3 separate regions of the Homo sapiens genome follow, and regions 2 and 3 are each linked to region 1. A link is a loop called in an ENCODE intact Hi-C map of the cell type or tissue named here. Cell type or tissue: heart left ventricle. All regions are shown on one strand. Each heading gives the region's core, and the rest is flanking DNA. Links, peaks and the distances in the headings are about the cores only. Region 1 has its middle 100 kb from the start of TAF1B. Region 2 holds the start of LOC101929643 (a long non-coding RNA gene). Region 3 holds the start of LOC105373418 (a long non-coding RNA gene).

Region 1 (10,622 bases), core at 1,478-9,477:
TCTGGGGGAGCTCCATTCAATGTGTTGGCAGTTTCACTGAGCACCCACTATGTACCAGGTACTGTGCTGGGGACTAAAAGATGAAGAAAACATTATCCTTCCCTGAAGGTTCTCAGGATCTAGTGAGGACAGAGACAGGGAACCAACTAAGCCTCATATGGCAGATCAAATGATAGATGTCAGGTGTCATAATGGAGTTAGAGAGAGGTAAAGAAAGCCTGGGGAAGCCCAGACGAAACAGGAATGGACTTGGCATCAAAATAGGACTACAGAGGAGGAACTTGAAGAACAAGTAGGGTTTTCAGGTGTAAAGGAGGTGGGGAAAAGCATTGTAAGCTAAGGGAATAACACGATGAAGTGCAGAGACACAGAAGAGCTTAGCATGTTTGCCAAAGTGGGGAAGTGGTCTGATGGGGCTTTGTGGTTTGGGGCAGGGTGGTGCTGGAATGGAGAGGCCAAAACAAGCCAGATGGTAAAGAACCTCAAATGTTAGGCCAAGGGTTTATGACTCAGGCACAGGCAAGGGGGAGAGAAGAGAGGGGTGATGTGAGCAGGTTCATGTTTCCAGAAGCTCACTCTGCCTTGTTTAGGGGACCCATGTCCCTGTCCATTCCCTCTTCCTAGACCTCCCCTCCACCAAGGCGGTCTTTGTTTTCTGGGTGCTCTGGGAAGAAGTGTGGGATGGATTTGCTCTAATACTGAACAGTTCTCTGCAACTTCAGAAATACCTATCATCAAGCTTGAGGGGCAAAACTGCAGAAGTAGTTTAGGGGAAGAAGCCTGACCCCTAAATAGGGGATGTTGTATCATAATTTTATCCCACATGACTGTCATATTTCAAGGCCTGGGGCAAATGGCACCTCTTCCAAGAAACTACAATGTCACTATTATCTTTTCTGGAGAAACTTTCTTTAACTTCCTTATGCTCATCTAGCACGTCCCCTACTGACTCTGTTGGAACACCTGCTGGGCCTGCCCTTGTATGAATTTAGTTGGATTATATGGATCCATTAAGCAACTGCAGAGGTCCACCCATGCCAGGACCTGCACCAACTCTGAGGATGTAGAAATGAAAACATTGAGTCCTTGTCTTCAAGGAAGGAAGCTCACCCCAGAGATCACCTGGAGATCTTTATCTGCACAGTAAGACATTTGTTCCTGTGCAGCTCTGCCTCTCACCTTCCTGTAACTTGTCCCATCTAGCTCTGAAAGAGAATCAATTACTAACCATTGTCTGAGCATTGGGCCTAGTCATTTCCCCACTCCCCTCTCTGTTATGAAGAGGGCATTAAGCCTCAACCATCTGGTCCCTCTTCGAGTTCATGTTTTGTAAACACTCTTGCACATCTGTGCACATAATACCTTTGTTATGATTTTCTCTTGTTAACATGCTTTTTGTTGTAGGGGTGTTGGCTGTGACCCTTTATGATGGGGAGAAAGGGGATCACCCCTTTCTGTCCCTACCTTTTCAAGGTTTATGTACATTCTAGCATGTGTCAGAATTCCATGCCTTTTTATGGCTGAATGATATTCCATTATGTGAATATGCCACGTTTCGTGTATCCATTCATCTGTTGAAGGACATTTGGGTTGTTTTGCTATGGTCAATAATGCTGCTATGAACGTGAGTGTACAAGTACCTGTGTGGGTCCCTAATTTTCATTCTTTTGGGTAGATACTTGGGAGTGGAATTGCTGGGTCACATAGCAGTTACTGTGTTGAACTGTGTGAGGAGATTCCTCCCTCTCAGCAGCTCTTATGCTCACCTTCCTTTCTGTGTCTACTGCTGCCTTCTGCCTTCAGAAGCCCCCTCCTTCTTTCTGCACCTGGGCTAAGACAGCAGCTTCCTATTCGGTGTCTGTTTCCCACATCCACCTCTAGAGCTCATCCCAAAGAGTGATGGTGCTGTGGACCAAATTGTCTCCCAAATGCACGCATTGAAGATCCTACCCAGGACTGACTGTATTTGGAGATAGGGCCTTTATGGAGGTAACTAATGTTAATGGCGGTTATAAGTGTGACCTCAGTTACCTAATCCAATAGGACTGGTTTGGAAATAGATTTCTGTTGCCTAAGCTCCCAGCCTGTGGTGTTGTATTATGGCAGCCTGAGCAGATGAATGCAGATGGTGAGCAGCTCTTCCCCTGAGCCACACTGCCGAGGCTGCCCTGCTCAGAAACCTTTGGTGTTGCTGCCCTGTAAGACGGAATCCTAACGCTTCATCATTCGAGGCCGGCCCGTTCTCAGCCTTGCCTGCACTTCCGGGACTGTCTCTCCTTGCTCTTCCATCCCCAGGCTCTTCTTCAGCTGAGCCAGTGTATTGGCTCTTTCTGGAATAGGTTTTGTGCATTTGGCCTCTGTCCAAATGTCCCACAACTCCCCCTAGTGCCCTACTCACCCTAGTACCCCCCACTTCCTCTAGTACCCCCTACTCCCCCTAGTGCCCTACTCCCTCTAGTACTCCTCACTCCCCCAGTAACCCCTCACTTCCTCTAGTACCCCTGGCTCCCCCACTATCCCCCACTCCCCCTAGTACCCCCTACTCCCTCTAGTACCCCCACTCGTCCTAGTAACCCCCACTCCTTCTAGTGCCCCCTACTCCCCCAGTACCTCCCACTCCCCCAGTGCCCCCCACTCCTCCTAGTACCCCCATTCCCTCTAGTACCCCTGACTCCCCCTAGTACCTCCCACTCCCCCTAGTGCCCCCCACTTCCTCTGGTACTCCCCACTCCTCCTAGTGCCCCCCACTTCCACTCCCCCAGTCCCCACCAGGCACTTTGGAATGCCTTCTCCTGCTTTCTGCTTATTCCCCTCCTGCAGAAGCTCCCCTTGGGGATGGGGTGCAGGAGTCCAGTGATGTCCACTCGAGAAGCTCCTTGGGACATTTGCATTAGTACTATCTCTGTGCACATACAGTGGCGCACACAGTTGTTCAGCCCAGAAACTTGTGAACACACAGCTACTACTGACCAAGCACCTATTCCATGAGGACTTTAAGAGGATACTTTGAGATATAAATAACAGAAAAAGTCAAAATGGCTTGCAATAGTCATAGCTGACACTTACATGACACTTACCATGTGCCAGACGCGATTTGAATACTTTCTACACATTAACCCCTTAAATCCTCACAATGATCTCATAAACCAGATACGGTTATTATCACCATCCCCATTTCACAGATGAGGAAACTGAGAAGAGAGAGAAAATAAACAAGCCAAAAGTCCTCAGTAGTAGTGGTGGTGGATTGGGCAGTCAAGCTCTAGAGCCTTTGCCCCTGACCCCCACTGTCCCGTGTCTCTGACCTTGGGACAGCATTCTCTCACTTAATGAGATGTCTCAAGTTGGGGACATCCCAAGGGAAATTAATTCAACCGCTCAAGGCTGTCACCAAGGACTTGGCTTCTTTTCATCTCGACACTCTGCCATCGTTAGCCTCTTGGCTTTTATGTTGGGTATTATCCCTTTATGTCACAATATGGCTGCAGCAGTTCTAAGTATCATGTTCTCACCCAACCACACCCAAAGGTCAGAAAGAGAGAAAGCCCCTTCTTTATAGCTCTTTTTTTAAGAGTAAGGGAAACTTTCCCCAAATTCATCCAGACACTTCCTCTCGTGTCTTGTTAGTCAGAATGAAGTTACACGCCCGTTCATAAACTAATCACTGGGTCACCGTGACTGGCTTAGACCAATCAAGACACTGTGCTAGGCTCCCAGGGAGTCCTGCTTCTCCTGAAGCATGTGGCTGCCAGAAACCCTGAATAAAACAGGCCTCTGGCTTGCTGGTGAGGGAGAGGAACTGGAAGGGTTGCGGGCCTGTCACACAGCATCGCTATTTCTGGCTCCCACATCAGCCTTGTGAGATCAGGACTTTTATCGTTTTATGAATAAGGAAACCAAGACTCAGAGACAATGAGGTGCTTGGCCAAGGTCAGCGGCTGGTGAGTGACAGAGTCTGCATGCTCAGCCCATCCCTAGGAGTCTGGCAAGGCTGGAAATTGGTCTTTCTTTTCCCATCCTAGATGGATTGCGTTGGAAAGATTCAGGCTCCTGTCAGCTGGCTCTTGCTGTCCCTTCCTGACAGCTGCGACTCTGAGAACAGTTTAATTTCAGAAACCCTCACACGGTGGCTCCTCTCCCTGCCAGGCATCAGGAGGCCCCAGAGGAGCAGCAGAGGCAAGACTCGCTGTCCAGACTCCCTTCTGAGGAGACTGCGGTCAGGGAGCCCAGGCTGACCCTCGTGTTCTCATGCCTCGGTCCTGTTGATAAGAGGGAAGTCTGTGCTGGGTTCCTATCCACAAAGCCCTTGCGGGGAATGGGTCCCACACGCCGCTTCTGCAGACCCAGCTCATCCTGTTTCCGGTTTCTATTTTGTTTTTTCTTTTTTTTTTTTTTGATACGGAGTCTCGCTCTGTCGTGATCCGCCCGCCTCGGCCTCCCAAAGTGCTGGGATTACAGGCGTGCGCTACCGCGCCCGGCCCTGTTTCTGGTTTCCAATTCTCTTAGGATGTCAGTGCCTTTGATCCTCTGAGCCCCCGGAAGGGCTCAGCCCTCTCACATCTGCCTTCCTCCTAGAGGTGTGACGCCTGCCCTTCCGCCAGGGCGAGGCAGGGGAGTGACTTGGCGCCCGAGTCCCGTTTCCCGTCCCCTCTCCGTTGCCTGTGCTCAGAGCCAGGGACTCTGCTATTTGTAGGCCCCGCGGGCTCTGTCTGGGGTCTTTCCCCAGGGGAGGGTGTGCGTCCGGGAAGGAGAGGCAGCCTGGAGTTCCTTCTGGATACCGGCCAGGCCTGCGCTATTTGCCTGGAGAGGCCATCGGCATCACTGAGAAGGTCCCTGGAACTCGCTGCTCAGACACATATGTGGCAGCCAGTCAGGAGCTACGTTCTTCTTTGCTGGAAACAAGCAAGGATAGACTGTGATTTTCCTCTCCCTCTGTTGTGTATTTTTCACTCCTGTCTCTCCATCAACCCACCCACCCATCCATCCATTCATCCACTCATCCATCCACCCACCCACCCACCCATCCATCCATCCATCCATCCATCTACCCATCCACCCACCCATCCATCCACCCACCCATCCATCCATCCTACCATCCATCCACTCATCCATCCACCCACCCACCCACCCATCCATCCACCCACCCATCCATCCATCCATCTACCCACCCACCCACCCATCCATTCACCCACCCATCCACCCATCCATCCACCCATCCATCCACCCATCCACCCACCCATCCACCCATCTATTCACCCATCCACCCACCCACCCACCCACCCACCCACCCATCCACCCATCTATCCATCCACCCACCTGTCACATAGTGTGGCAAATACAACAACGACTCACATGTGGTTCCTGCCCCTACACCCTCAACACTCATACCCTAGTGGGGACTCCTCCAACCAACGAATGCAGAAGGTTTTAGCTCCCTGATGGGCATTTGTATTTGAAGTTGGGGGGTGGGGGGCTGCACAAATGTGCACAACTTAATAGAGGTCCTTCTGGCATTGTGCCAAAGTGAAGCTGAGGAGGAGTTAAATTTTTATGTTTTTTTGGTTGTTCAGCCTCTGTAGAGAGTCTCAAAAATTCTCGATGCCAATTATATTTCAAGTTGTCATGACAAGCTATAGGGAAAAGTTTTCAATTAGCAATAATCATGTCTCAGGCAAACCTCATTGGCTATGGTACCGCCACTGCAGAAATCTGAGGAGTTATTTTTAAGCAAGGGCTCTGCCTTCCCAGCGTGTCTTAAATTTCTCCAGGGTGAGTCAGATCACCCCTGTTCTTGGGGACCTCTTACACCAGCTACTGGTCGCCAGGTCTAGGGGAGGTTAGTGACCTCAGCCCTGGAAGGGGAGCCTCAAAGTCACTGGTGAGCCTCAAAAGAGGCTGGCAGGGCTGCCTGCCCAGACCCATTTGCTACAGTTATAATGGGGAGTGTCCTTGGGTAATGAACTGCTATGTAGAGCTCCTGATTAAGCACTAATTAATTATTAATGCACTGTGTCATAATTTTGCCTGGCCCTTTCTATGCCAAAGAATTGTATCCCACAATTCCATTTGTGATCCTGCATTTTCTGATTTGTGGCCATGGTGGCCCCTTTTCAAGCTCACCTGTCTCTGCAGTGGCCAGATGGATCACTGAGGGTACATGCACCACGAGGTCATTGTCCACTGGTAGTAGGTGGCATGGATGACGACTCATGGGTGTAACGTGTGAACAACAACAGATACACCGGCTGGAGTCAGCCACACTTGGAATTCTGGCTGTAATGCTACTGTGGTTTGGATATTTGTCTCCCGAAACCTCATGTTGAAATTTGATCCCCGATACTGGAGGTGGGGGCCTATGGGAGGTGTTTGGGTCATGGGGACAAATCCCTCATGAAGGTCTTGGTACTGTCCTTGTCCTTGTTATAATGAGTAGGTTCTTGGTCTATTAGTTCCCTCAAAGGCTGGTTGTTTAAAGAGCCTGGAACCTCCTCCTCCTCTCTCTGGCTTTCCCTCTCCCCATGTGATTCTTACACATACCGGCTTCCCTTTGCCTTCTGCCATGAGTGGAAGCAGCCTGAAGCCCTCACCAGAGGCAGATGCTGGCACCATGCTTGTTGTACAGTCTGCAGAACCATGAGCCAAAGAAACCTCTTTTCTTTATAAGTTACCCAGGCTCAGGTATATCCTTTATGGCAATGCAAATGGACTAAGGCAAATGTACTCACCTTGGTGTTACCTCAATCATGTTACTTAACCCTTTGAGCCCTTCTCATCCATACAGGAAGGAGAAGAGTAGCACCTGCCTCACGTGTTTAACCAGAAAGAGGACCTCAGGCTCCAGTGATGGATCGGGACATGTCTTGTCCTGAGGTTTCCTTTGCTGTACTTCACTTGGGGCCATCTCAGGAACCAGTGTAAGGTCACTGGAGATGCCACTTGGAGGAGGCACTCAGCTGTGCCTCTGGCCTGCACCTGTGCTTGGTTTATGGGTGGGGTCAGTTGTTGGGACTATTTTAGTTACAGGTTCCAGAAATCCATCTTCAAACTGCAAAGGGGAATTCTTGTAAGGATTTGGGGGTGTCTCCCAGAATCTGAGGGTAAGAACTGAGCTGGCTTTCAGGAGCAATGGGAACTCATGGTTCGGCTCCACCTGAGTCTCATCCTGGCTTCTCTTTGTGAATCTGCATTTTTCTTTTCCTGGAGATGAGATTTTCCTCCTTCTCTGTCCATGTGGCATGACATGTAGTCACCACTGCTCCCAAAATTTAGCTTCTCGTAATCCCAACGCTTTGGGAGGCTGAGGCAGGTGGATCACCTGACTTCAGGAGTTCAAGAGCAGCCTGGCCAACATGGTGAAACGCTGTCTCTACTAAAAATACAAAAAATTAGCCGGGCATGGTGGCAGGCGCCTGTAGTCCCAGCTACTCGGGAGGCTGAGGCAGGGGAATCACTTGAACCCAGGAAGTGGAGGTTGCAGTGAGCCGAGATCTCACCACTGCACTCCAGCCTGGGTGACAAGAGCGAAACTCTGTCTCAAAAAAAAAAAAAAAAAAATGCAGCTTCTCCATTCAAGTTATTAGTTAAGACTGAACTGACATGTCTTGGTCCTAAGTTCCAGATGTCCAGCTGGGGCCAGGGGTCTGCAGCCACACGTGGGGTCTGAGAGAGCTGGCAGCTTTGCTGGCAACATGTGAACAGTGAGAAAGCCAGGACAGCAGTCCTCAATGAGGCCAAGTGGTGCTGGGACGAGCGGGGTCCCAGGAAGAGGGGCTGTGGAAACTGCTCTACCGCCCCTGCCTGGGGCTGCTCACTGAGAGGACACACTTTCTTGAGTGTCACCATTCCTCCATGATGGCTTCCAAGAGGCTGAGTGAGCATGCGCTTAGGGCACCAGCAAGGCCAGCAACAACAGTGAAAACATTTTTTTTCCTGACAAAAATTGTTTGGGTTTTTTTGAGACGGAGTTCTGTCACCCAGACTGGAGTTCATTTGCTAGATCCCGGCTCACTGCATCCTCCGCCTCCTGGGTTCAAGGGATTGTCCTGTCTCAGCCTCCCGAGTAGCTGGGACTACAGGTGCGCACCACCACGCCCAGCTAATTTTTGTATTTTTAGTAGAGACAGGGTTTTGCCATGTTGCCCCAGCTAGTCTCAAACTCCTGGCCTCAAGTGATCCTCCTGCCTCGGCCTCCCAAATGCTGCAATTACAGGCATGAGCCACCACACCTGACCAAAAATTGTTTTTAAAAATCAAATTCATCATAGGAAAAAAATTAGAAGCCTTCTGGACTTTTCTTACACTTCTTATAAAGTTGTTGACTATTTTTATCTTGAATGATATTGTTGGGTGCATTGGATTGCATAGCGTCCCCCCAGAATTCATGTTCTTCATGAACCTCAGAGTGTGACCTTATTTGGAAATAGGGTCATTGCAGATGTGATTAGTGAAGATGGAGTCATACTGGAGTAAGGCAGACCCTAACTCCAAAAAAGATTGATGTCATATGAAGAGGAGAAGAGACAGAGACACCACACACCAGGGAGAGAGCCACACAGGGAGGCAGAGACTGAAGTGAGGCACCTGCAAACCAGGGAATGCCAGCGGCTGCTGATGACACCAGAAGCTACAAAAGTCAGGAAGGGTCCTCCCCTAGAGCCTTCAGCAGGATCACAGCCCCGTTGACATTCCTATGTCAGATTTCTAGCCTCCAGTGTGTGAGGGGACACGTTTGTGCTGTTCTAAGCCATTCAGTTTGTGGTTCCTCCTCACAGCAGCCACAGGGAATGTCCACTGGGTTGGGGAGTTTTAGGCTTTTCAATACTTGCAGCATAAAACGCCCCAAATTCTTAGTTTATTCCTGCCTAGAGATGAACAGCACAGGCTCCAGAGTTGTCTGTGTCTGAATGAAAACCTTAGCTTTGCTATTTATTAGTTATATTCCCTTGGGCAGGTAACGTAGCCTCTCTGTGCCTCAGTTTCCATGTCGGTAGAATGAGGTGAATAATCCTACCCAGGTAATGGAGGTGTAAATCAGCTACTGCATGCAAAGAGCTTGACAAGGCACCTGGCATGTGACAAGGCCTCAGTGTAAAACAGTTGTTCTCATCACATCCCTCAGCAGGTCGGACGATGGTGGGGGTGGCCAGTCCAGGGGCTGTGGGCTCCCTTTCTGGGTGGGCAGGCTGAGAGGGGTCATCTGCAGGGATCCGGCTTTGTTGAGGGTTGCCTGGGAACCATGAACTTCCTGCAGGAAGAACTCTTCTCCTGGGGCAGGCTGCTGTAGGAGGGGTCCTCTGGCACCGGGACAGGAACTGAAGCCGGTCTTGATCTGCTCAGGGACTCAGCAGAGATGCAGCCCCAAGCCACCCGGCTACTGGTCTAGTGGGGGAGGTGTTCACCACCAGGTCCTTTGCCCCATGATTCTCTGCCCGACGGAGGATTGGCCCCAGTCCAAGCCTTGCCCTGTACTTATGACCATTTTAAACACATCTGCAGATGCTGTCATATTCAATAAAATATATCCTTGGAAAGGCAATGTGAAATTTATAGTGGCTTTTCATTCTTGCACATTTTCTCAATTACGGATACTAAAAGCCTAATCATGATCATGTGAGGCTTTGTAATAAAATGGTTTCATAAAATGTTAAGAAAGTGTCTGAAGAATGTTGGAAGCCTGTCCCACTGGAGGGTGACCCCTCTGCAATCCCGGCAGGAGGCTGTGCAAGCTGGAGTCCACACCTGCCACAGGAGCTCCCGCCTCCAGGGGAGCCTGTCTACAGGCAGCTCTGATTTTTGGAAAGCCGACAGCTATGCTGCCTGTGACCCTGCCTGCGACCCTGCCTTCCTGTCACCGCACCTCACAGTCCTGTTATCCCTCCTGGAGCACCTGAGAACAAAGGTCTGTCTTTTCCCCACCACAGTCCTCCCCATCCCCCTCTTCTGCCGACTTCTATCTTCAAGGTCACTCCCTGGGCCACCTCAGTGGGGCCTTTAGCCCAGCTCAGCCCCTTCTGCAGGCAGCACCATTGGCGCTGGTGGCTGCCCTGACTCTTGGTCCCCTGTGAGTGTCCTGTCTATTTTGCAGCAGGAGGGGAAAGGGTCCAAGGAGAAAGCCAACAGGTGTCCTCATGAATCCAGAAATGTCTCTCCCTTCCCACCACCTTAGAGAAGTGGTGCCTCCCCCTGTTACCGCCATCCCCTTTCCTCCCCACACCCACTGTGTGAAGAAGCACAGTGCCATGGAAAGGCCTAGAACTGGGAATCAGGGCACATTGGGTGTGCATTCCTTTTGGACCACTCACTAGCTTTGCAACCCTGGCAACTTCCTTGTCCTCTGACTTCAGTTTCTTCATCCAAAAATGAGATTGGCAATTTCACCTCCCAGGGCTTTTATAAGGATTAGGTGCATGGTACTTAGTAGGTGCTTTGTAAATATTAGATAAGCCTTGATCTCCTGGGCTCAAGCAATCCTCCCACCTCAGCCTCCAGAGTAGCTGGGACTATAGCTGCACACCATCACACCCACCTAATTTAAAAATTTTTTTATAGTGACAGAGTCTCGTTCAAGTGATCCTGCCACCTTGGCCTTCCAAAGTGTTGAGATTACAGGCATGAGCCGAAAT
Region 2 (10,622 bases), core at 1,303-9,302, 170 kb before region 1:
CTCATGATCCGCCCACCTCGGCCTCCCAAAGTGCTGGGATTACAGGCATAAGCCACCGTGCCCGGGCAAAATCAACCTTTTAGAAAAATGACAAATATGCATGGGACAAAGCAGAGACATCTGCAGATCCTCACTGATGAACAGATGATTTTGGGGGGAATTTTTTTTAATTGTTATAAAGTCTCCTTTCTTTCTTTTTTTTTTTTAGAGACAGGGTTTCACCATGTTGCCCAGGTTGGTCTCGAATTCCTGGGCTCAAGCGATCCACCCACCTCGGCCTCCTAAGGTGCTAGGATTACAGGTGTGAGCCACCACATCCCACTGATATGAACCACCATTGTGTGCAGAAGTATCATACATCCTACATATTGTATGCCACATAAAATATGGAGCTGTGTCTGTTCTTTTCCTTCTTAAATCCCTGCCTCTCTCCCTTGAGATCTCGGGGTAATTGAACCACATGAATAACTGAACTTAGAGAGCAGACTAGATAAAGAGAACAAATGGAAACTTGTGCTGGTTTGAAATTACCTCAGGTCTGAAGTGGCCAGAAGTCATTACTCTTGGGTTGACAGGCCCCAGAGAGGAGACTCTCACCAATTACCCTCCAGTTCCACAGCAGCCAGAGACCTTAATTGAAAAGCTGTTCTACTTAGGGCTCTTCAGAAAAACCGAACTTGATTGTTCAATGTTTAAATTCTGAAAATTTTACTAATATTTTAAGAATTATACCAAAGAGATACACATTATACCTTTGGCCTCAAAGAAATTATACTCTAAAAGATAGATATATATAAACACACAAACACCCAAATGCATCAGGAAAAATAAGGATCATGGATTTTTTTCACGTTAACTTTTTGGGTTTGTGTTTTTTTTGAGATGGGGTCTCGGTCTGCCACCCAGGGTGGAATGCAGTAGCACAATCTCGGCTGACTACAACCCCTGTCTTCTGGGTTCAAGCGATTGCTTGTGCCTCAGCCTCCCGAGTAGCTGGGACTACAGGCGTGCACCACCATGCCCAACTAATTTTTATATTTGTATAACAGTGGAGATGGGGTTCCACCATGTTGCCCAGGCTGGTCTTGAATTCCTGGCCTCAGATGATCTGCCCACCTCAGCCTCCCAAAGTGCAGGGATTATAGGTGTGAGCTATCACGCCTGGCCCACATTAACTTTTTAAAATAAATTTTCATTTTAGAAAAATTTCAGATTTACCGAAAAGTTGCAAAGATAGTATGGAGTTCCTGTTTCACCCAGCTTCCTAAATGTTGACCATGATGATCATGGTATGTTTGTTAAACTAAAAAAATAATACTGGTACAATACTAGTAACTAAACTGCAGACATTTGGATTTTTTTTTTTTTTTTGAGACGGAGTCTTGCTCTGTCACCCAGGCTGTAGTGCAGTGGTGCGATCTTGGCTCACTGCAACCTCCTTCTCCCGGGTTCAAGTGATTCTCCTGCCTCAGCCTCCCAAATAGCTGGGACTGCAGGCTTGTGCCACCATGGCCGGCTAATTTTTGTATTTTCAGTAGAGATGGGGTTTCACCATATTGGCTAGACTGGTCTCAAACTCCTGACTTCAGATGATCTGCCTGCCTCTGCCTCCCAAGTGTTGGGATTACAGGTGTGAGCCACCACACTGGCCGGATTTTTTTATTTTTTAATGTGCCTTACGGTCTTTAAGAAATTTTGGGGCCAGGCACAGTGGCTTACTCCTATAATCCCAGCACATTGGCAGGCTAAGGAGGGATTGCTTGAGCCCAGGAGTTCAAGATCAGCCTGGGCAACAAATAAAAAAAATTAGCCAGGCATGGTGGCACATGCCTGTGGTCCCAGCTACTCAAGAGGCTGAGGCTGAGGCAGGAAGATCACTTGAGCCCAGGAAGTCAAGGCTGCAGTGAGCCATGTTTGTGCCACTGCACTCCAGCCTGGGCAACAGAGTGAAACCCTGTCTCAAAATAGATAATTAAATTAAATTTAAAATTATGATAAAATACACATAACACAAAATTTACCATCAACATTCAATACATTTACAGTGCTGTGCAATCATCACCACCATCTGATTCCAGAACATTTTAATCACCCCAAAAGGAAACCCCATACCCATTAAACCACCTTTCCCCCTCCTCCCAGTCCCTGGAAGCCACTAATTGGACTGCAATTTTGTCACTAATGTCCTTTTTCTGTTCTAGGATCTAACCCAGGATACTACATTGCATTTAGTCACATTACTGTTATACTCTTTAGGTCAAATAAAGCTATTTTAAATATTTCATTCTCGGCTGGGCACGGTGGCTCACGCCTGTAATCCTAGCACTTTGGGAGGCTGAGGCAGGTGGATCACCTGAGGTCAGGAGTTCAAGACCATCCTGGGCAACATGGTGAAACCCCGTCTCTACTAAAAATACAAAAATCAGCCAGGCGTGGCAGCATGTGCCTGTAATCCAAGCTACTTGGGAGGCTGAGGCAGGAGAATCACTTGAACCTGGAAGGCAGAGGTCGCAGTGAGCTGAGACACTGCTACTACACTTAAAAAAAAAAAAACAAAAACTCTGCAGAAGCAATAGTTAATATACTTAGTGGTGTTAAAGGAAACTGTCCAGCTCAATCCCTCACTCTCTCTCCTTTGAACTAGTCCCTATCATTCCCATAATACCTGAAGTGACTTTCTTACCTCTGCTTCCTCTCCACCAGTACCTCTACCTGTCTTCCATAACACCAGCTAAATGTCTCCTATCCATGGGCTTTTTCTTGGTTCTTTTATAGCCCGTCCTTCATTTTATCTTGCATTGTTGCTTCTTGATGGTATTTTGGTATTTTCTACCAAAGCACAAGTTCGTAAAGGTGAGGACCCTACTACCTTCCATATCAAATAAGTGTTCTGCCTAAGGCAGTTAACAGTTATTTATGAAACAAATATCATTATCTGACATACAGCCAGATACCTCACAATTTCCCTCATCTAAATAAATTAGACAATTTAATGCTTATAGCGGCAGAATTGTGTCTCCCCTGCCCAAGAAAATAAGTTCAAGTCCTAACCCCTGGTATTATGAATGTGATCTTATTTGGAAACAGGGTCTTTGCAGATGTAATCAAGTTAAGATGAGGTCATACTGGATTAGGCTGGGCCCTAAATCCAATGACTGATGTCCCTGTAAGAAGAGAAGTGACACAGAGACACACAGAGAGAGCACCGTGAGATGATGGATGCAGAGATTAGAGTTATACACCTACAAACTGAACACCAAAGAGCGCCACGACACCAGAAGCCAGGAAGAGGCAAGGAAAAGACTCTTCCCCTGGGCCTTCAGAGGGAGCATGGCCCTGCAGACACCCTGATTTTGGACTTCTGGCCTCTAGAACGGAGAGAATAAATTTCTCTTGGTTTTTATTTTATTTATTTTTATTTTTTATTTTTTGGTTTGTTTGTTTTGTTTTTTTGAGACAGGTTCTCTCGCTCTGTCACCCAGGCTGGAGTGCAGTGGCGCCATCTCGGCTCACTGCAGCCTCGATTTCCTGGGCTCCAGCAATACCCCCACCTCAGCCTCCTGAGTAGCAGGGACTACAGGCACATGCCAGCCACCACGCCTGGGTAGTTTTTTTAGTTTTGGTAGAGACAAGGTTTCCCATGTTGCCCAGGCTAGTCTCAAGCTCCTGAGCTTAAGCAATCTACCCCACTGCGGCCTCCCAAAGTGCTAGGATTACAGGTGGAGCCACCGCACCTGGCCATTTATCTTATTTTAAGCTATCCAGTTTGTGACAACTTATCACAGCAGCGCTAAGAAAATATTACAATGCTTATGGAACACAGCCTAAGGTTACCTCCCCTTCTGCCCTTCTGCCTTTTCTCCTGAAATTCCTCTTGCCTGGAATATCCTTGCTCTATGTATCCAGCTATGAAAAACCTAAGCATCCTTCACTGGCATCTGAACGTTCTACTCACTGGCATCTGAACATTCTGATTTGTAGATTGCAGGTCTGCACCATTTTTTAGTAGTCTTAGTCTTTTAAAGATCCCATTTATTTTGTCACAGTTCTGGAGGCCAGAGTCCAAAATCAAGCTGTCAATTATGCAAATATTTGGTCCTTCAAAGCCATTCTTACATAGGGTGATGGAGTCAGGTAACCAGCAGAGAGCAGGGAGACTGTAAAATTACATCTTTTTCTATTCCTGGCTACTTCTGAGTTCTGATAGTAAATCTCTTGTGATTTAATCATTATTCTTTTTTGTTTTTGAGACAGGGTCTAGCTCTGTCACCCAGGCTGGAGTGCAGTGGTGTGAACATGGCTCACTGCAGCCTCGACCTCCCGAGCTCAGTGATCCTCCCACCTCAGCCTCCTGAGTAGCTGTAACCACAGGCACGTGCTACCAGGCCCAGCTAATTTTTTTTTTTTTGAGATGGAGTCTCGCCCTGTTGCCCAGGCTGGAGTGCAGTGGCGTGATCTCAGCTCACTGCAGCCTCTGCCTCCCAGGTTCACCCCATTCTCCTGCCTCAGCCTCCTGAGTAGCTGGGATTACAGGCGCACCACCACATCCAGCTAATTTTTGTGTGTGTATATATATATATATTTTTTTTTAGTAGAGATGGGGTTTCACCATGTTGGCCAAGTTGGTCTCAAACTCCCGACCTCAGGTGATCCACCCACCTCAGCCTCCCAAAGTGCTGGGATTACAGGCGTGAGCCACTGCACCCAGCCAATTTTTTAATTTTTTTATAGAGATAGGGTCTTGCCTTGTTGCCCAGGTTGTTCTCAAACTCCTGGGCTCAAGCAATCCTCCCGCCTTGGCCTCCTAAAGTGCTGGGATCACAGGCATGAGCCACTGTGCCTGGCCTGATTTAATTCTTCTTCTTCACCTGATCCAGTTTTCTCCATGAAGACTTGAGACCAAGTCACAGTAGGTTTGGACCCAAATGTATGCTGCTCCTCTCTCCCCATGTTCTTTGCTTCTGTTCTTAGCCTGGGGTAAAGTCCTCCTTGTCCTGGGCCAGACATACTGTCAAGAGAAAGCTTGGTATTGGACTGACTCCATTTAAAGAACCTTATTTTATGAATCTGTCCCAGGAAAATATAGTAACTCGTTAACAGTTTTGAATGATTTGTTCTTTGCTTTTTGGCAAATTTCAGTTTATCCTTGCTAGAGGGAAAACAATAAAATCCACAAGTAATTCCCAATTTTCAACCTAGCCCAGCAATTTAACCTCCTCACTCACTTTGCCAAGGCTACTAATAAGTAGCTGTGTGCCTGGCCTGCTTTCCTTCTCTCCTCTCCCTGGTCCTGCCCATTGGCAGGGAGCCTCTTGTGAGTCATAAGATGACCAAGAGATCACACGGCGAGAGACTGAAAGAAAAGCAGCAAAGCCCTGGGTAATCAAGGCCCTAAACGGAAAGTGTCAGGATCTTGGGGTAAGTGGCTTTTATATCTTTGAAACTGCTCAGTAATTTTCCAGAGAGATGTTGGTTGGAACCCAGTGGAGTTGTGCCCCGCCCATAGTTAATGCTCAATAAGTTTATTAAGTCAAGAAACAAATTTAGGCTTGGCGAGTCCTGCCTGATGACAGGTAAACCCATCCTTATACAAGAATGGATCATTTACCCACCTCGCTTAGGAAAAAGAGGAGGTTATCAGGTTGTTAAGAAACGGGGCCAGGTCCAGGGCCAGGGCCGGGCACGGTGGCTCACACCTATAATCCCAGTACTCTGGGAGGCCAAGGTGGGTGTATCACTTGAGGTCAGAAGTTCAAGACCAACCTGGCTAACAAGGTGAAACTGTCTGTACTAAAAATACAAAAATTGGCTGGGCACAGTGGCTCACGCCTGTAATCTCAACACTTTGGGAGGCCGAGGCAGGCAGATCACCTGAGGTTGGGAGTTCGAGACCAGCCTAACATGGAGAAACCCTGTCTCTACTAAAAATACAAAATGAGCAGGGCGTGATGCCACATGCCTATAATCTCAGCTACTCAGGAGGCTGAGGCAGGAGAATCACATGAACCCGGGAAGCAGAGGTTGCAGTGAGCTGAGATGGCGCCATTGTACTCCAGCCTGGGCAACAAGAGCAAAACCCCTTCTCAAAAAAAAAAAAAAAAATTAACTGGATGTGGTGTCATGTGCCTGTAACCCCAGCTGCTCGGGAGGCTGAGGCAGGAGAATCGCTTGAACCCGGGAGGCAAAAGTTGCAGTGAACCAAGATTGCACCACTGCACTCCAGCCTGGACAACAGACAGACCAAGACTCCGTCTCAAAAAAAAAAAGAAAGAAAAAAAAAGAATCTGGGCTGGACACAGTGGCTCATGACTATAATCCCAGTACTTTGAGAGGCCGAGGCAGGAGGGTCACTTAACCCCAGGAGTTCAAGACCAGACATAGTGAGACCCTGTCTCTACAAAAAATAAAAAAATTTTTGTAGATTTTTTATCTACAAAAATCTGGGCGTGGTGGTGGATGCCTGTGGTCACAGCTACTCAGGAGGCTGAGGCAGGAGGATCACTTGAGCCTGAGAGGTCGAGGCTGCAGTGAGCTGAGATCGTGCCACTGCACTCCATCCTGGGTGACAGAATGCAACCCTATCTCAAAAAAAAAAAAAAAAAAAAGAACCTGCTAACCTGCTACTCTAGACCCCCTGCCTTGAGGACGGTGGCATTCACATTGCAGCTATTGTGAAAAATGTCCCCAGAGTTTACAGGCTACAAGCTAACAGTGGCACTCCGACTGGGAGCCCAGAGGGCAGGCTCTAGGATCCTGATCAATGAGATCTGCTTATGAAAACATCTTAAAACCTGGACTACAGAAAAAAGCACTCTTGCTTCCATACTGTTCAGATTATGTATGCAAAACGAGTAAGAACTGCCCAGCCAGTGTGCCTCTCTGCTTAATATAGAGCTTAGAAGTCCTCTAATTCTGTTTTGTTTTGTTTTCTGAGACAGGGTCTCACTTTGTTGCCCAGGCTGGAATGCAGTGGTATGAACATGGTTTACTGCAGCCTCGACCTCCTGCGCTCAAGCGATCCTCCCACCTCAGCCCACAGAGTAGCAGGGACTACAGGCACATGCCACCATGAGGTTTTGCCATGTTGCGCAGACTGGTCTTGAACTCCTGGGCTCAAGCAGTCCTCTGGCCTCAGCCTCCCAAAGTGCTGGGATTACAGGTGTGAGTCAGAAGTTCCCTAATTCTGATATGTGTGGTCACTACGCAGTTCTGTGCTTTGCTTCCAAAGGACTGATCACCTTGAAGAACCAGAATATAAAGAGGTTACGTTGGGGGAACATTACCATTTATTTATTGGCTTACTCTGAAAGACAAGTAAGTTAGTGCAGAATCACAACGTTGGCTCATTATTGGTATCATGGGCAGCCTGCAATGTTTGCTCATCATATCTATCTAGTTATATATTGATTATTTACATTCTGCTTTGTTCAATAAATAATTTGAAAGCATACATCCATTAAAAACTTCAGGGCCGGGCGCGGTAGCTCACACCTGTAATCCCAGCACTTTGGGAGGCCGAGGTGGGCAGATCACGAGGTCAGGAGATCAAGACCATCCTGGCTAACACAGTGAAACCCTGTCTCTACTAAAAATACAAAAAAATTAGCCAGGCGTGGTAGCAGGCACTTGCAGTCCCAGTTACTCGGGGAGGCTGAGGCAGGAGAATGGCGTGAACCCAGGAGGCGGAGCTTGCAGTGAGCTGAGATCGCACCACTGCACCCCAGCCTGGGCAACAGAGCGAAACTGTGTCTCAAAAAATAAAAATAAAAAATAAAAACTTCAGTTAGGCTGGGCACAGTGGCTCACACCTGTAATCCCAGCACTTAGGGAGGCTGAGGCAGAAGGATTGCTTGAGCCCAGGAGTTCAAGATTAGCCTGGGCAACATAGCAAGAACCCATCTCAAAAAAAATTATAATAAAAATAAAAACTTCAGTTAATAACATAGATGCGAATTTGAAATATACAGAGGAATGTGGTTGCCATCTAGTCCGATGATGTTTTCAAGCTCTTGTGTTTTGGGGTTTTTTTCTTTTAGCTATAGTACCCTATCTGCAAAATAAATCTTTTGCAGGATCGTATTGTATAAAATGGATGAAAACAGAGCTATTGGGTTTGAAGCACTCCTGAACCCTCTCATGGAACCCTATGTCTTCCTGGAGTCTACAGAGCTATTGGGTTTGAAGCACTCCTGAACCGTCTAGTAGAACCCTATGTCTTCCTGGAGTCTACAGAGCTATTGGGTTTGAAGCACTCCTGAACCGTCTAGTAGAACCCTATGTCTTCCTGGAGTTTACAGAAAAAGAGACTCAGGGATTTTCCCAAAGCACACTGCAAGTTAGGGGCAGGAATGACAGCCCAGACCTTCTGGTTTCCAGTCCAGGGCTCAACTGCCTAAACAGTGGCATCTCTTCAGGCAGGCCCTGTCAGAGGCAGGTTAGTATTTTTATTTTACTTCTTTTTTTGGTAGAGACAGGGTCTTGCCATGTTGACCAGGCTGGTCTCAAACTCCTGGCCTCAAGTGATCCTCTCACCTTGGCCTCCCAAATTGCTGAGATTACAGATATGAGCCACTATGCCCAGCCCAGGCTAGTTTTTTTTTGTTTTTTTTTTTAAAAGAAACTGTCTTGCTCTGTCACCCAAACTGGAGTGCAATAGTATGATCACAGCTCACTGTAGCCTGGAACTCCCCGGCTTAAGTGATCCCCCCACCACCTGAGTAGCTGGGACTACAGGCGCATGCCACTAGGCCTGGCTGTTTTCTATATTTTGTAGATACAGGGGTCTTACTATGTTGCCTAGGCTGGTCTTGAACCCCTGAGATCAAGCGATCCTCCTGTCTTGGCATTCCAAAGTGCTGGGATTACAGGTGTAAGCTATTGTGCCCAGGCCTCCAGGCTAGTTTTTGATTGCCACCTGACAGATGAGTTTGCAATCCAACATTTGCTGGTAACAGGATCATCCACCCAGCACAATATACTCAAAAGGAGCAGCTGGAAGGCTAGTCATTCACTAATTGCCACCTCCAGTGTCTCAATAACGAGGCATTCAAGTTGAGCATTTAAGGCAAAATTCAAAGAAATTAGACATCTATTTTGGGAGACATGAGAGGGCACAATGCTTTCCTACACAGATGAGAGCTCTTAACTCTTTGTGAGGTAGAGGGATATTTGCCTTTAAGAAAGTAGGTGGATGAGGCCAGTCATGGTGGCTTATGCCTGTAATCCCAGCATTTCGGGAGGCCAAGGTGGATGGATCGCTTGGGCTCAAGAATTTGAGACCAGCCTGGGCAACATGGCAAAACCTCATCTCTATAAAAAACACAAAAATTAGCCAGGTGTGATGGTGTGAGCCTGTAGTTCCAGCTACTCGGGAGGCTGAGGTGGGAGGATCACTTTAGCTCAGCAGGTGGAGGTTGCAGTGAGCTGTGAACCACTGCACTCCAACCTGGGTGACAGAGCTGTACCCTGCCTCAAAACAAACAAAAAACCCTGGCCCGGCACGGTGGCTCACGCCTGTAATCCCAGCACTTTGGGAGGCCAAAGTGGGCAGATCACTTGAGGTCAGGAGTTTGAGACCAGCCTGGACAACATCATGAAACCCCATCTCTACTAAAAATACAAAAAATAAGCCGGGCATGGTGGCAGGTGCCTGTAATCCCAGGTACTCGGGAGGCTGAGGCATGAGAATCGCTTGAACCTGGGAGGCAAAGGTTGCAGTGAGCCGAGATCATGCCACTGCACTCCAGCCTGGGTGACAGAGTGAGACTCAGTCTCAAAAAAAAAAAAAAAATACCCAAAAACAAAGAAAACAAAACAAAACAAAAAACCCCAGAAAGTAGGGGGGTGGCGCAGCTTAATTTGGGTATATAAGCTCTCTTCATCTGATTTTAACCTATAAAGGACTCAGAAGAAAATCATTAGTACCCATTATTACATTAGAAGTAATATCTCCCCCCAAGCAATCAGGAAGTTTCTTCGCTTAGGATGGAATATGTTAGCAATAGGCTTTCCTTCACTTTAGGGAAGCTGCTCATTCTGCTATCTGGACAGCAGGAAGGAATTCTTGGCTGAAAATTCAGAAGTCAAGGGCAAGCCAAATCTTCCAAACCCTTTATCACTTAAGGCCTTCTAGTCATGCACAAAAGGAACCAATTCACGCTAAGCAGAAAAAGAGCTTACTGGAAGGCTATCTAGCAGTTCACATAATTGATGAGAAAGCTGAAACACCAGACTCAGAAAACAGGAGTCATGGGAAATGGGTAGTGGAGACTCAGCCAAAGCCATGCCCAGTGGTCTGGAAGGACATCACCACCAGCACTGCTACCGTGAAATACAGCCTTCTAGACACCACTGGACTGTCCATATCACCAAGAGTATATCCTCAAACATTCCTGCCTTTTTTATCCCTTCCCTCAGGATTCTGAGTCCTGGGTGGGAGCATCCAGTCAGCTGAACTTAGTTCACAAGCCTGCATTCCAATGGCCAGGTGATGGGACTCTGGCTCTGTCTCCTGCTAAGACTCATACAACAGCACGGGGGAACAAAGTTTTCAGATGTTCAGTAGGCAAATATCAGCAGTGTCCACTAGAGTTCCTTCTAACTTTAAGTCCTACAGCCAATTG
Region 3 (10,622 bases), core at 1,170-9,169, 100 kb before region 1:
TGCTTTCATTCAATCAAATATTTATTGAACACCAACTCATCTAGTTGCAATCATCTGGAATCATGGGTAAAAACTGCTTCCAACCAATAACACAGTATAAAATTGCATTTTAGGAAGATTCAGAGGACCCTCTACATAGCTAAAGGCTTCTGTGCCTGAAAGAACTCGGGTTGGAGAGAAACAAGGCTCTGGGAACTTGAAGTCCCTGGACACAGAAAGAGCTAACCTGTGTTGAGTGATTGCATATGTCAAGCACTATTTTAAGTCTTTTGCAAGAATTAACTTATCCAATCTGCTTAATGCAACTACAAAGTAGGTGTTATTATACTCACTATCTCTATTTCACAGACAAGGAAATTAAGGCACAGGGTGGTCAAGCATGACGTACAGGGCCACACAGCTAGAGAGCGGCAGAACCTTGGATATGGACCCCATGCAGTTTGGGTGCCAAAGCCCATCTTTTTAACCACTGCTGAGGCTGCCTCACCAAGTCTCCCCAGATCTCTGCTAGATGCTGTAGAGATCCTAGGATGGATCAGACCAGCCTCTGTCTTCTAGGAGCTTCACCCTAATAAATGTGAAACCTGTTAAGCATCACATCCAACATACTGGGAAGAAGTGCAAGGAACAGACAGCTAGCAAAGGGAGTACTGAGAAATTATTACTTTATTTATGAAGTTCTTATTATTTTTTCTAAGTTACCTGGTATGAAGAAGCTCCTGGAACAAAAAGGAGCACATTAACATGGAGCCAGAAGACCCTAAATTCAGCCCTGCTATTTATATGTGATTTGACCTTGGATACCTTGATCTTCTCTGAAACTCAATTCTCTCTACCTGTAATCTATAAAAATAATCCCAGCTGGGCACAGTGGCTCATGTCTGTAATCCCAACACTTTGGGAGGTCGGGGTGGGTGGATTGCTTGAGCCCAAGAGTTCCAGACCAGTGTAGGCAACATGTCAAAAACCTGTCTCTACAAAAAACATAAAAATTAGCTGGGTGTGATGGCGTATGCGTGTAGTCCCAGCTACCCGGGAGGCTGAACATGGGAGGATCGCCTGAGGCCAGAAGGTCGAGGCTGGCATGAGCCATGATTGCACCACTGCACTCCAGCCTAGGCAACAGAGTGAGACCCTGTCTCAAAAATCATCATCATCATCGCTACATCAAAGAGTTGTTTGGAGATTAGATGAGCTGTCACATAGGGAAATGCTGAGCATATAGCAAGTGTTCCATAAGTAGTGTTTTCTTCTTTCCTTCTTTCCCTCTGCTTGGAGGTGGGGTACGGCGCTGGCAGGATGCTATCCTGCTGCAAGGAGCCTTAGAACTTTATTAAATGTTTAGTGAAAGCTTATCTCTTGAATCATTGTTGTAATTAGTGCAGTTAATGGTCTACAGAATGGCTACATTCCATGTACATTTCAGAATGAATGAGTCCTTCAGGTTAAGCTCACTCTCATAAATCGTTTCAGTGATTTATTTGCTCAGACCAGTGGATCACCAGAAACTTCTTCCTTTCCTGCCATATGGCAGCTAGTTTAGTGACAAGCAAACATCTGAGTGGGACTTTTCACCCAAACTCTTCATATAATTATTATTGGTGCTTCTGTGCAGTGGGCAGAGAAAGTTGCCCCCCAACTCTGGCCTGTGGGTGCTAAATGAGGTTTCGTAGAGTCACACACAGGCAGGGAAATCAAGGGAGCCTGGTCAAGAAAGTTTTTCTACATATTCCTTAGTTTGAAACTTGATTCACTTTGTTCAGGGTGATGGTTAGTTGCATGTGTCAACTTGGTGGGTCACAATGCCCAGATACTTAGTCAAACACTATTCTGGGTGTTTCTTTGAGGGTGTAACATTTAAATCGGTGGGCTTTGTTGTTGGTGGTGTTTTTTTTGGTTTTGTTTTTTGAGACAGAGTCTCGCTCTGTCACCCAGGCTGGAGTGCAGTGGTGTGATCTTGGCTCACTGCAGCCTCCACCTCCCTGGTTCAAGCGATTCTCCTGCCTCAGCCTCCCGAGTGGCTGGAATTATAGGCGTGAACCACCACACCTGGATAATTTTTGTATTTTTAGTAGAGACAGGGTTTCATCACGTTGGCCAGGCTGGTCTTGAACTCCTGACCTCAAGTGATCCACCTGCCTCGGCCTCCCAAAGTGCTAGGATTACAGGCATGGGCCACTGTGCCTGGCCTAAATCGGTAGACTTTGAATAAGCAGTTTGCACTCCCTAATGTGGGTGGGCCTCATCAAATCAGAAACCTGAAAAGAACACACAAAGAGCATCCTTATTTGAGCAAGAGGGAATTCTCCAGCAGACTGCCTTCAGACTCCATCCGAAGCGCCGGCCCTTCCTGGGTCCCCCATAGATGCCTTTAGAACTAGAGAGGGAACGTGAGCTCTCCTGGGTCTACAGCCTGCTGGCCTGCAGGTTTTGAACTTGCCAGCATCCATAACTGTGTGAGCAGATTCCTTATAATAAATCTCTCTCTCTACACACGTACACATACATATAAATACATGTGTGTATTCTGTTGAATGCATTTAGTAACCTTTTTTTTTTTTACCCAACAAATGATATAGATATCTTTTTTTTTTTTTTTTAAATGGAGCCTCACTCTGTTGCCCAGGCTGGAGTGCAGTGGCATCATCTCGGCTCACTGCAACCTTTACTTCCCGGGTTCAAGCAATTCTTCTGCCTCAGCCTCCTAAGTAGCTGGGACTACAGGCACATGCCACCACGCCTGGCTAATTTTTGTATTTTTGGTAGAGATGGGGTTTCACCATGTTGGTCAGGCTGGTCTTGAACCCCTGACCTCAGGTGATCTGCCCACCTTGACTTCCCAAAGTGGCTGGGAATACAGGCGTTAGCCACCACGCCTGGCCAGATATGGATATCTTTTAATAGCTTTTAATGTATGTCTGCAACATATCAGTCTCTCTTCTCTCCCTTACCAGACCATGAGCCTCTTGAGGGTAAGGGTTTGTTTGTTTGATTGTTTGTTTGTTATCTTGTATTCGGTGAACGCTCAACAGCTGGGTAAACTTAGGTATTATAGTTCCCACTGGCTGACTAAACTGATGCTCAGAGAGGTTCAATTACCTATCCCAATTGGTAAACTTTAGAGTAAAGACTTAAAAACAGGTCTGTCTGATTTTTATCTTCTACTACAACAAACAAGAATCTGTGCTACCTGCAATGGAAGACAGAAGCTCCAGTGTTTGCTGGCCTGGGAACAATGTTTAGTTATTTGAGGTTGGTGGGTGGATGAATATGTATCTACCCCTGAGTCAGCAACTGATTTTATTTTCATACGGAAGGCTCTGTTTTTACGCTCGACACATCCAGCAGCGAAAGAGGTGCCTTCTTGTCCCTTGTCTGTTCCCTTTAATTGTCTACATGGTTCCCCTCCTCTCCCACTGCCACCATCAGACTGCTACCTCCCAGTGGGAGAAGTTACATCTGACCTCCATGTCCCTGGTGACTTTACTGGGCCACGGAAGGCATTCAGTGAAGGCTTGTTTGGAGAGTGGATCCAGACCATTCAGGACGCATTTCCAATAATGCTGACCATTGGCATTGTGTGCTTAGTATGTGCCCAACCATATGCAGAGTCACTAGAATAGTAAAGTCACAGAAGGAAAGCACGCAAGGCAGAGCTGTGTCTTCAGCAGATGTTCCGTAGATACAGGATTGCATCTGCTCGGAAGAATACACCCAGAACCTTCAAGCCAGAACAGAAGGTCCCTGAGCCATCAGAAAGCTGTCGCAAGATCACACACTGATGCTCACACATGCAAGACGTAGAGGAGTGTTCTCCAGGCCCTCACTCAGACTCAATTTCCTGCTAATTCATTCCACAAAATATTTAAAGATCTTCAACGTGCCAGATGCTGTCCTAAGGGCTGGGGTTTCCAGCATGATTAAGATACAGTCTGTGCTTAGAAGGAGCTTGACCGAGAGCACAGAGGTGGGTGCCTAACCTGGAGGTCAGCAAAGGCAGGGAAGATCCCCTTTCTCTTCAGTTGCAAGATGTTCAGTTACCAGGTTTCCTGGTCCACAGCAGTCTAGAAGTGGTTACTTAGAAGGTGGGAGCAGAATTAGTCCCGACACTTCATCTGAAATCTACTCCACATTTCCGCAGATGATTTTGAGTAGAGTAACAGCTAGGGCTTTGAGGAGCCCATATCTATGGTCTATGCAAGGCAATCAGTGGACAAGGCAGAGACAACAAACCCATAAAGAGCTCATGAAAAACCTGGAGAGGCCAGGGCCAGTTAGCATCGGGGTACATGGCCCATATATCCCAGGCAGGCCCTAGGTACGCAGCAATTAGCCTTAATCATCACAAAAAAAATGGTCATTATATTTCATATTTTTTGCTTCATATTATATGTAGACATATACCTTCTCTCTCTGTCTCTCTGGACATATATGAGAGTTGGGATTTTTTTAAGTTTTGGTACATAATCATCTCCCTAATTATGACTCATCTCCAGACAATTCGAGATAGTTGAAGAGATGAATGACCACAAAACAGCTAGAGAACAATGCACACAGGAGTTGATTGTGTGCTTCTCACAATAAGTGCTATGGGAGTTGAGAGAAGGGAAACATGAGTGTGGGCTCAGGCACCAGAAGGCTATGGAGTGAAAGGGACCCCTGTGGGGACAGCAACTGAGGTCATGCCAGTCTGTGTTTCCATCCTTCCTGCTGCCCAGTGGAGGGGCCCCTGGGAAAGGGGAGGAAGGCACAGGTGTTTCTGTTTGTGCTGGAATTGCTTTTGGACAGGGCTGACTCCCGAAAAGGTGGATCTGGATACAATGTCGGAATGTGACCAGCCAGGAGAGCTAGGCAGCCATGGTGCAGAGGACTCTTCTGCCTCTCCCCCTCCTGCCCTAACCAGCTCAGCACCAAGCACATGGGCACTTTAAAAGCACAGGCCATGCTGGGAGACTCACTGTGCTACCCTCAACCCCTTCAGCAGGAGCAGCTCTGTGAAAAGTGCAAGTGTGACCTTCATTTTGCTTTGTGACTTAAAACCCTTCACCGTTACTCAGCTGCAGCTCAGCATGGTGGTTGGACTCAGGAGCCAGATGACCTGGGTTCAAATCATGGCTGCACTACTCACAAGATATGTGACTTTGGGCAGGTCAGCTGGCCGCTCTGTGCCTCAGTTTCCCCATTTATAAAATGGGGATGATGGTAGTAAGAGTCCTACCCCGCAGGGTTGTTAGGAAGCTCCACGGAGGAAGGCTGGTGAGGAGCTCCCCCACTCCTCTCCTGTCTTCTCTCCTGGCTCCATTCCTTCTCTCTGCTTCAGCCTCTTCTGGGCTTTGCTCTGCTGCCATCTTCCCCTGGCTACCTGCTCATCTCTCAGGTCTTCAAGGAAATGGCACTTTCTCCATGGGGTGTTCTAGGGCTCTGAGCCCCTCTCAGCTAGGTGAGCTCCCCCATCCTGGATTCCCCAAGCAGGTAGTTACTTGATGTTGCTTCCCCTGGTCCACTTGTCCAATAGCTGAAGGTATCTCAGAGAGGGCGTGCTACGTCCATGTGATTTGCCTGTGTAGCCCCAGTGCCTAGCAGAGTGCTTGGCAGATACGCTGGGTGCCAAGAAAGCAATGGCCAAATGCACGAATTCACAAAGGATGGAAGGAGGAGTCCATAGGCCAGTGCACAGTGCCCAAAGGACAGAGCTGAGGCTGCTGGTCAGGACAGCTTCAGGCTCTGGCCAGGCTCCAGCACACAGCTGGAGGCACCCGTGACTCTAGCTGGGAGGGGCTGGAAGATCCAGGCAGCCCCTGACCGCCCTCCTTCCCCTTAGTCATGTCCAGTTCTGTAAACAAATTCTCAACTGCACCAGAAGGCCTGACAGTTAAGAGAACCCAGTGAAGAAACCTTTTGCAGAGAGAGAAAAGAACCCTTTTGAATGTGATCAATCACGCTGATTTATTTGGATGATTTCTCTTCTGGATTTCCTTAAACCAGGGAAAACCCAGGTAAGATATTTGGGGCCCTCATTCATCTAGACAAAATACATAAAAGTTTGTTATATCAAAAGTCACCTCTGGAAAAAAAAGGAGTTTTGCCAACCCACTCAGCTATTAATATGAGATGCTCTCTGCCTAGGGACAGCAATTGCTATAATTGATGCAAACGATCCCAGCCACACTCCCTGATCCTGGTTCTGAAACTCAGAGATGCAGCTGACCAGACTGATGTGGCCAGCCTCACTCTGAAGGATCCTGCAGCAGACAAATTGCTGGAATGTGTTCAGACGGAATCCAGCTGCTACAACCGTCACACAAACTTCCTGAAATAGAGGACAAAAGGTAGCAACTTGTCGCTTCTTGAGCCAAGAGATTTAGGACATGAGACCAAATGAGAGAGATTAAAATAAAAAACGCAAGAAGTTAGTGAAATGAGGATTTAGCTCACCAGGCCAAAGCAGGCAGTCTTGGGTCTTTGCTGGACAGTTGTAGCTGCCATATAAGCTGTCCCTGCCAGGGCTGGGATCTGGAGGCTGATGCTGAAACCTCGGCCTGGAAATGATGCTGATGAAGCAGGGCTCTGACAGCCCCTGCACTCTCAGAGGTCTGGGCAGCACAGATGAAATTATCACTCCAAGATCCTCAAAGCATCCAGGAAAAAAGCACATCTAGGAACATTAGCTGAATTTTGTAGAACACTAGTAAGCACCTAGTAGATGCTCAGAAAATGCATATTTTCCTTCCCTTTCCTGAATTCCAGGGGCCTTGCTTGGTCTGTATTAATTACTATATCAGAGTCCTTATTTGCAAGCGAAAGAAACCAACTCTAGTGGATTTGAATATAAGACTATTACTTCTTACTGATTGTGAGGAAGGCTGGTGAAGCAGGCTTATCGAATGAGCAGGCGCTGGGAGGGTGTGCAGCTAGAACCAATGGCCAAAATCACCCTGCAGACCTCTCCCAGGGAGATCCCTGTTGCTTCTGCCACTGAACAGCAGACATCAGACCATGCTGCACTGACTCCGTGGCACCAGGTCCTGGAACCTGGACGCCGACACGGTCCAGGACCCTCTACTCTCATTTGAAATCCATGACACTAAGCCTTGCTGCTGCCCCACAAAGGAATTCTCCACAGTCCCTGCTGCTTTGGGTCATTCACTCCAGATTCAAAATCCTGGCTGTGGTGTCTGGCCAGGTCCGAGTCACGTGCCACGCCAAGGTTCAAGATAAGCTAGGGGGAGTAAGTATCTGGAATGTACACCTTTCAAAGTGAAAAGTGGGCTCCACTTCCCACTAAGGTTCATAAAGCGGGGAATTCTTCCAACAAAGGAAGGGGCTTCAGAGGCTGGGCAGCCTGAAAATAGCACATCCCCTGCAGTTATACTTGGGTTTCCAGTCTACGTGGCAGAAAAAAAAAAGCAAAAGCCATGCATGGACAGTGTGCAAAAGCTGGAGCCTGGGAAAAGCCTTAGCCTGGATCTCATCTTTCTCTCTCTGGAAAAGGTTGGGGGAGCTTTGCTGTCATTGATGTCCCTACCTGGAAGGCTTTTCCCTCCCCAGACTTGCCCTCCTCCGTGACCCACAAAGATCTCTCTCTTGTTGAAGTTGCGATTCTACCTCTAGATTGCATCACACTTTTTAGAAATGAATTACTTCATTTATGTAGGTCTTGTCAAGCTCCCCCAGGATGAGGACAAAACTCGTATTCATTAAACAGTTAATAAACATTCACTGAGTGTCTGCTAGGCCTTGGGGAGACCTAGGGGACAAAGACATGGCCTGTGCCTTTGAGAAGAAGGTCACATCGGGTGCCAAGTGTGTGGAGGTGTGAAGGCTTTGCAGAGGAGATGACTTATTTAAATGGGTCTTAAGATGTTCCCAGCCATTGGTAGAGGGAGAGGTGCATCCCAGAGAGAAGGAACAGCATGTACAGGGCAAGGAGTCATGAGAAGGCGTGGCGATTTTGGAACAGATTTGTTGGGATATGGTGTGCATGTGGGCAGCAGGCAAGGAGGTGGGAGGTGAGGTTGTTGCTGAAGATTGGGACCACACGGCTGGGCACGGTGGCTCACGCTTGTAATCCCAGCACTTTGGGAGGCCGAGGTGGGTGGATCACGACGTCAGGAGTTCGAGACCAGCCTGGCCAAGATGGTGAAACCCCCATCTCTACTAAAAATACAAGAATTAGCCGGGCGTGGTCGTGGGTGCCTGTAATCCCAGCTACTTGGAAGGCTGAGGCAGGAGAATCACTTGAACTTGGGAGGCGGAGGTTGCAGTGAGCTGAGATCACGCCACTGCACTCCAACCTGGGCGAAGAGCGAGACTCCGTCTCAAACAAAACAAAACAAAAGATTGGGACCACATTCCTTTTACCCCAATCTTTAAAACCTTCTGAGTTTTTTTTTAACCCATTGAGTTTTACATTTTGTTTTATTTTCTTATTTTTGTAGAGACAGAGGTCTTGCTATGTTGCCCAGGCTGGTCTCAAGCTCCTGGCCTCAAGCGATTCTCCTTCCTCAGCCTCCAAAAGTGCTGGGATTACAGGTATGAGTCACTGCGCCTGGCCTGAAACCACATTCTTCGGACCCTTGAGTATCTCCCTGAGGAAAAGACATTGTATCCTGAGACCATTAGAAATTATCAGATACTTTTTAAATTGATTTTTTATTGTGATAACATACATAACATAAAATTTACCATGTAAACCCTTTTTAAGTGTACAGTCCAGTGGCACTAAATGCATTCAAAATGCTGTGCAGCCAGCACCACCATCCATCTCCAGAACTCTTTCATCTTGTAAAACTGAAACTGCACCCATTTAACACTAACCTCCGATGCTACCCTCCCCCTAGTTCCTGGCAACTGCCACCATCCTACTTTCTGTCTCTATCATCAATGCTTTTAAGCCCGAGGGGCACCTGATGGGATTTTTAAGAAAAGTCCCCCTAGCTACATTGTAAAGGATAGGTTGGAGGATTTGGGGTAGGAGGCGGCTGCAGAGAACTTCAGAGGTGATGATGACAGTGGCAGTGGGGTGGGGGGGTGTGCAGGAGGGTGGTGAGAGAGATTGCAGAGATATTGATTAGATGCGGAAGTCAAGAGGCATCCAAGGTCACTCCAAGGCATCTTTTTATTTTTATTTTTTTTTATGTTTTTGAGACAGAGTCTCACTCTGTTGCCCAGGCTGGAGTGCAGTGGCGTGATCTGGGCTCACTGCCACCTCCGCCTCCTGGGTTCAAGCAATTCTCCTGCCTCAGCCTCCTGAGTAGCTGGGACTACAGGCACGTGCCACCATGCCCAGCTAATTTTTGTATTTTTAGTAGAGACAGGATTTCGACATCTTGGCCAGACTGGTTTTGAACTCCTGGCCTCAAGTGATCTGCCCGCCTTGGCCTCCCAAAATGCTGGGATTACAGACGTGAGCCACTGCACTCAGCCTGAGCCGTCTTTTTCTATTTTATTTTCACAATGTTAACCCCCACACCCATTCTTGTGTGAGACAGAGAGGCGATTATGATCGTACAGGAGTTTTACATAATCCTCTGATCCTATCAATTCATAAATATTTCAAAATTACAGCCTATTTAGATGGTGAAGGACATCCTCCCATATCATTCCCGTAAGATGTGTGAGAGGACTTTAGGGCAAATTTGACCATTGCATGCTCTAATCCATTTTATAAAAGAGAAATCATTTACAAAAGTAGTTTATGGTCATAAAATGAGCAATGACAATTCAGAACAGATCCTGTGCTAAGAAAAATTATCTGAAGCTTGCATTCAAAAGACAGCTGACTAAACACAGGATCTGAAGTGATCAGAAGACCTGGGTTCCAGTCCAGTCAGCCACGAACTCGGTGACCCTGGGAGAGCGGCTTAACTTCTTTGCATCTCTGTTTCCTCTTTAGCACAGCGGTTGCTGTGAGGATTAAATGAGATGCTTTGTGTAAAGCCCTGTGCAGCGTGTGACCCACAGTGAGTGCTCAGTTCATAGTGGTTGCTGCTGTCTGTTATGATAACACTGATCATCATCATTATCTCCAAAGACTCATTCAGCCCTGACGCCCTGCGCTTTGCAGTTGTTCTTTTTTTTTTTTTTTTTTTTTTTTTTGAGATGGAGTCTCACTCTGTCCCCCAGGCTGGAGTGCAGTGGTGCGATCTCCGCTCACTGCAAGCTCCGCCTCCCGGGTTCATGCCATTCTCTTTCCTCAGGCTCCTGAGTAGCTGGGATTACAGGCAACTGCCACCATGCCCGACTAATTTTTCATATTTTTAGTAGAGACGGCGTTTCACTGTGTTAGCCAGGATGGTCTCAATCTCCTGACCTCGTGATCCGCCCGCTTCTGCCTCCCAAAGTGCTGGGATTGCAGGAGTGAGCCACTGCGCCCGGCTAATTTTTTTGTATTTTCAGTAGAGACGAGGTTTCACCATGTTAGCCAGGATGGTCTCGATCTCCTGACCTCGTGATCCGCCCGCCTCGGCCTCCCAAAGTGCTGGGATTGCAGGCGTGAGCCACTGTGCCCGGCGTGCAGTTGTTCTTGAGAGGGAGATGGAACTGTCCATTCCTGGTTGTTCTGAAGAGAGTGTCCCACCCTCCCTGCGGGGCCTCCCCTGTCCCTGTAGACTCAGCCTCAG

The links. Peaks named below come from ENCODE experiments on the same cell type or tissue, not always from the same donor. Only the 100,000 strongest peaks of a DNase experiment are listed, where the experiment ranks them.
Region 2: a loop joins it to region 1, with 1.9 times the contacts of the local background. A loop is called at or near these places in 17 of 110 quality-filtered maps.
Region 3: a loop joins it to region 1, with 9 times the contacts of the local background. A loop is called at or near these places in 13 of 110 quality-filtered maps.

Annotation. Positions count from the first base shown.
Region 1 is chr2:9,735,073-9,745,694 of GRCh38, forward strand. It overlaps the pseudogene RNU4-73P. Among named protein-coding and RNA genes, the nearest start is that of TAF1B, 100 kb to the right of the region's middle. RefSeq lists an enhancer at 3,414-3,513. In heart left ventricle, for the core only: no CTCF peak of the experiment used is centred there; DNase peaks (open chromatin) are centred at 3,939, 4,249 and 4,689; H3K4me3 peaks cover 1,335 bases; H3K27ac peaks cover 1,999 bases.
Region 2 is chr2:9,560,293-9,570,914 of GRCh38, forward strand. LOC101929643 (a long non-coding RNA gene) reads left to right here and starts at 4,790. Exons shown (of 3, transcript XR_922777.3): 1 at 4,790-5,418; 2 at 8,073-8,434. In heart left ventricle, for the core only: no CTCF peak of the experiment used is centred there; a DNase peak (open chromatin) is centred at 5,314; H3K4me3 peaks cover 496 bases; H3K27ac peaks cover 1,406 bases.
Region 3 is chr2:9,632,926-9,643,547 of GRCh38, forward strand. It overlaps LOC105373418 (a long non-coding RNA gene), which reads left to right and starts at 5,820. Exons shown (of 4, transcript NR_187866.1): 1 at 5,820-5,996; 2 at 8,439-8,532. RefSeq lists an enhancer at 8,848-8,897. In heart left ventricle, for the core only: no CTCF peak of the experiment used is centred there; a DNase peak (open chromatin) is centred at 5,736; H3K27ac peaks cover 2,027 bases.